Linked DNA regions of Homo sapiens: region 2 is linked to region 1. The links are chromatin loops, found by intact Hi-C in ENCODE. Cell type or tissue: ascending aorta. All regions are shown on one strand.

The links. Peaks named below come from ENCODE experiments on the same cell type or tissue, not always from the same donor. Only the 100,000 strongest peaks of a DNase experiment are listed, where the experiment ranks them.
Region 2: a loop joins it to region 1, with 3 times the contacts of the local background. A loop is called at or near these places in 8 of 110 quality-filtered maps.

The regions. Positions count from the first base shown.
Region 1 is chr14:104,967,715-104,970,214 of GRCh38, reverse strand. The region is part of intron 1 of AHNAK2 (AHNAK nucleoprotein 2); the gene reads left to right. Among named protein-coding and RNA genes, the nearest start is that of AHNAK2, 9.4 kb to the left of the region's middle. RefSeq lists enhancers at 647-1,380, 2,116-2,500. In ascending aorta, a CTCF peak has its summit at 948; DNase peaks (open chromatin) are centred at 1,144 and 1,834; H3K4me3 peaks cover 1,234 bases; H3K27ac peaks cover 2,500 bases.
Region 2 is chr14:105,300,420-105,302,919 of GRCh38, reverse strand. It overlaps BRF1 (BRF1 general transcription factor IIIB subunit), which reads left to right and starts at 1,919. Exons shown (of 18, transcript NM_001519.4): 1 at 1,919-2,474. The coding sequence starts at 2,291. It also overlaps the pseudogene LOC124903409 and a transcript of PACS2 not described here. RefSeq lists silencers at 1,238-1,607, 1,838-2,247. In ascending aorta, no CTCF peak of the experiment used is centred here; DNase peaks (open chromatin) are centred at 1,529, 1,879 and 2,440; H3K4me3 peaks cover 1,628 bases; H3K27ac peaks cover 1,587 bases.

The DNA.
Region 1 (2,500 bases):
TGGGGTGCCGGCGGAGCCCAGGCCATACAAGGTGTGTGGCAGGACACCAAGCTGTGGGCCCTGGGCAGGTAGGGGACAGTGGCTCTTGTTTCCAAGGAGCCTGGGTGTGGGGGGAGGTGAATGCCAAGAGCACCCACATTCAGGGCAGCCGCAGGTCTGCAAGTCCCCAAGGTGGGCGTGGGGCCTGGAGAAGGGTCCTCAGATGACCGTGTGCTTGCTTGGTGCACAGGGGCCCTGGGTGGCTGTGGAGGGTGGTTGCTTCCAAAGGCCAGGTTTACTCTCCTGGGGGTGCCCGAGGTGGGCTGTGGGGGCCTGGGGCGATGGGTAGCTCCATCACAGGGTCACACTGCCCTGGACGTCTGTGGGGCCGGCCTTTCAGCCCAGGGAAACTGGCTCAGGCTAGCCCGCCTGGGATGGATGGGAGCATGGGGCTGTTCCTTTTGGCTGCCAAATCCCTTGGAGAGGTGGCACATGTGCTACCCTGTGCCTCAGTTTCTCCAGGAGCAGAAGGAGATGAACTGGGCCCACCTGCTGCCCTCCCATCCCCATCAACTGGCTCCCACCCTCAGGCTTACCAGGCTTTTCCAGGAGATCTGACAAGCTCCTTCCTTTTTCCCATGCACTGCCTGCACTAGCATTTATTATGCACCTACTGTGTGCCAGGCTCTGAGTGCTTGGTGAGCAAAGTGTTCTGGGGACCAGGGAGCCGGCAGTGTCCAGAAGCCATGGCAGGGTGGCCAAGCTCAGTCTGTGAATTTGCCCAGCAGAGAAGACAGCCTGGGAAAGCCCAGAGAGAGAGCGCCTGTGGCCCAGGCAGGCACAGTGAGGGCTGGAGAGGCTGGGGATGTCGGCTAGGGCTAGAGCAGGCACGGAGAGGCTGCCAGGCCAGTCTGACCGATGGATGGCACCAGGGAGCTACGAAAGGTTGTTTCGGGAGAGGGTGATGTGAATAGCCTCACGGGTGCAGCTGGGCTGCAGTGGGGAATGGCTGCTGGATGGGCAAGGAGCCCAGCTCCCAGGTCTAGGGGACTGAGTCTGGCTTCCCCAGCCCTCCTGCAGCCTTGGAGGCAGACACAGAGGCAGGAGCAAGAGCCTGAGCTCATCCCGAGAGAGTTATCTCAAGAAGCATCGGGGAGGGGCGGGGGATGTTGCTCAGGGAAGTCTGAAGGTCTCATGACAGTCAGCCCGCTTGGCACCTTCTTCATGAAGTTCCACGACTGGGTGAGGCCCAAGTGCGGCCGGCTGTGTGTGCCTGTGTCTGGGTGGGCACCAGGTTTCCAGCCCGAGGGCAGTGACTCCCACAGGGCTCCCGCCTCCATGGCCTCACTCTGGGCTGTCCATGGGTGTTCAGAGGGAGGAGCCCAGGCCAGACACACAAGTGCACACACGCCCTAGCACCTGAGCACGTACATCCTGTGAGCACACACGTGTGCACACACACCTGCAAACCTGGAGTGGGCCATTCGTTCCTCCCACCCAGGATGGACTTTTCCGGCCACTGGAGAGCCAGTCTCCTCCCTGCCAGCCCCCAGGGCCCTGGGGACTTGCAAATGCACCCAACCATGCCCTCCCACCTGGAGGCCAGAGATGGGGCCCTGGGGCTGCCAGTTTAGAGGCAAACTTGGATTTTGTTTAAGCAAAATCCACCTCCTCCCCCCACGGACCTGTTCTGGACCCTCCAAGAACTCTCATTTAGCTGGTGGCTGGTGGGAGTCCTCAATCTGGACCCAGCTGTGGAGCAGGGGTGTTGGTGAGCCTCTGCCACACTCCCCGCCTGTGTTCCTTCTCCCCTCCCGCTCGGCCCCTCCCCGCCTCCCGGCCAGGATCTGCTCGTCCCCCAGACACACTGCCTGAGGCCCCGCCTGCTCAGGCCCTGCGCCAGGATAGTCCAGTTCTCGGGGAGGCAGCTTTTCTGGGCCAGGGTGGGTGTCCTCTGCGGCTTTCACTGTGGTACCACCCCCACCTGCCCTGGCATGCAAGGGACTGACCTGGGTCCCGGGGTCCCTCCACAAGGTTCAAGTTTTCACCCGCAGGAATGTTAATGGTAGTGTTGAGGCCAGGGCGCTGGGGGGCCCGGGGAGTGGGGGAAGGGCATTGGGGAAGGAACCAGGTGCCAACGGCCTGACCAGCTGGGCCTGGCTCAGGCGAGTCACCTCCACATTCTCCTCTGTGAAGTGGGGCTTTGGTGACCGTCAACAAACAGTGTCATGATTCAGGTGATGGGGCCACTTGCAGAGCCTGTCTGGGAGAACCGGAGGCCGGGCGGGCAAAGGCGGCCTCCCCTGCGCTCTGCGGCCGAGGCGGGGCTTCCTCAGGAGCTCGGGCCTGGGAGGCGGTGCTCTTGGCGGGGGACTGGGATACTGGGGGCCTTCCTCTCTCTCCCGACTGGCGCGGGTCCGAGGCCGGTAGCCTGGCTGCGCAGCCTTATCCCGAGGCGGGCAGGATTTCCCCCTTCCTGTTTGTGTTCCTGGGCCAGGCTCCTGCCAGCCCAGTGACTGGA
Region 2 (2,500 bases), 330 kb before region 1:
GTGGCTCATGCCTGTAATCCCAGCACTTTGGGAGGACAGGGCGGGGAGCAGTGGCTCATGCCTGTAATCCCAGCACTTTGGGAAGACAAGGCGGGTGGCTCACTTGAGCCCAGGAGTTCCAGACCAGCCTGGGCAAATGAGGCAAAAACCCATCTCTACAAAAAATATTATCTGGGTGTGGTGGCACATGCCTGTAGTTCCAGCTACTCGGGAGGCTGAGGTGGGAGGATCACCTGAGCCCAGGAGGTAGAGTCTGCAGTGAGGCTTGATTATGCTACTGCACTCCACCTTGGGTGACAGAATGAGACACTATCTCAATTTTTAAAAAATGAAGAAACTAGAAAAAGGGAACACATTGAACCAAATTAAGTGGAAAGAAGGATCTAACAAAAATGAGAGCAGAAATTAATGAAATAGGGCCATGCACGGTGGCTCATGCCTGTAATCCCAGCACTTTGGGAGGCTGAAGTGGGCGGATCACCTGAGGTCGGGAGTTCAAGACTGGCCTGACCAACATGGAGAAACCCCGTCTCTACTAAAAATACAAAATTAGCCAGGTGTGGTGGTGCATACCTGTAATCCCAGCTACTCGGGAGGCTGAGAGAGGAGAATCGCTTAAACCCAGGAGGCAGAGGTTGCAGTGAGCCGATATCTCACCACTGCACTCCAGCCTGGGCAACAGAGCAGAGACTCCGTCTCAAAAAAAAAAAAAAAAGAAAGAAAAAAAAGAGGGTGGGGTCTTCCGCATTTCCTTTTTTCTCTTTTTTTTTTTTGAGACAGAGTTTCACTCTTGTCACCCGTCACCCAGGCTGGAGTGCAATGGCGGGATCTCAGCTCACTGCAACCTCCACCTCTCAGGTTCAAGTGGTTCTCCTGTCTCAGACTCGCGAGTAGCTGGGATTACAGGCGCCCACCACCAAGCCTGGCTAATTTTTTTGTATTTTTAGTGGAGACGGGGTTTCGCCATGTTGGCCAGGCTGGTCTCGAACTCCTCACCTTACGTGATCCGCCTGCCTTGGCCTCCCAAAGTGCTGGGATTACAAGCGTGAGCCACTACGCCTGGTTACGCATTTCTTTTTAGGCTCATTCCTGGGTATGTCACCGGCCCTATGGCGATTGTGAACAGCACCTGCAGATATTTGAGGGCGTGCGCAGCCAGGGTTCCCGCTCTGGGCAGGGGGCACAGCGAGGTGACTCACGGGTAACCACAGGTGGCCACGAATGACTGCTAGAAAGTGGGAATTTTAGGGGAACAGAAAACGGAGAATAGCGGGGCGCACGGGGAGGCTCTGGAACCTGGGCGAGCGGAGCGGCGGACGCCGCAAATGCGGAGGGCGGGGCAGGGTGGCCCCTGGCGGGTGTCTCCACCTCTGCGGCCAGGCCCCCCAGCGCAGCTGCCCTGGCCCCGCCCACCACTCCCAGAGCCCGGGGTTGGGTCCCAGGTCGCCCTCAGGAGCCAAGGCCCCGCCCACCACGCTCGGCCCCCTCGCCTCAAGCCCCGCCCACAGTTCGGGTCCAGACCCAGGCTCCGCCCCCTTCCCCCGCCCACAGCTCCAGTTCCCTTCGCAGGCCGTCTCTCCACGGGAGGCCCCGCCCCCCACCCTCAGCCCCGCATCCGGCTGAGTCCTCACCCCAGGCCTCGCTCGCCGCTGGAGACCGCGCTCACTATCCGAGGAGGACCCTCCTCTGCCCCGCGTCCAGCTTTAGTCCCCGACTGCGTTCATCGCCAAGGGCCCGCCCACTGCCTTAGGTCGCGTCGCCAGCCTTGGGTCCCGTCGCCAGCCTTGGGTCCCGTCCCCGGCTGCACTCACCGCGAGGCCCCACCCTTAGCTCTAGTCCCCGGTGTCGCCCACCGACGAGGCCCCGCCCCAAACTCCAGTCCCGGGCTGCGCTCACCGCCGTGGCCCCGCCCCCAAGCGCCAGTCCTCGGCTGCGCTCACCGGTAGGCCCCGCTCGGGTTCCGCCGAAGCCCAGCCCCCGCAGGTCGCCCCTCCGACGCCGGCGCGCCGCAAGGGAGGCCAGCTCGCTCGCAGTGGGGAGGTCGCGGCTCCAGTCCTCGCGTCCCCGCCGTGGTCCCGGTGCCTGTCCCATCCCGCGGGCGCGGCCGTTGCGGGCGGCGCGGCCCGGGCGCGCGCGGCGAATCTGCGGCTGCGAATCGGCTGGAGCGGGGCCTCGCGAGAGCGGCGAGGCCTGGGCGGCTGGGCCTGGGCGGGCGGCGCGGGCTGCTCCGGAGGCTCGGGTGGCTTGAGAGTCTTGGGAGGCTCCGGGCGCTGCCCGCGCGGTCGCCGGCATGACGGGCCGCGTGTGCCGCGGTTGCGGCGGCACGGACATCGAGCTGGACGCGGCGCGCGGGGACGCGGTGTGCACCGCCTGCGGCTCAGTGCTGGAGGACAACATCATCGTGTCCGAGGTGCAGTTCGTGGAGAGCAGCGGCGGCGGCTCCTCGGCCGTGGGCCAGTTCGTGTCCCTGGACGGTGAGTCCCGCGGGCTGGCGCTGCGC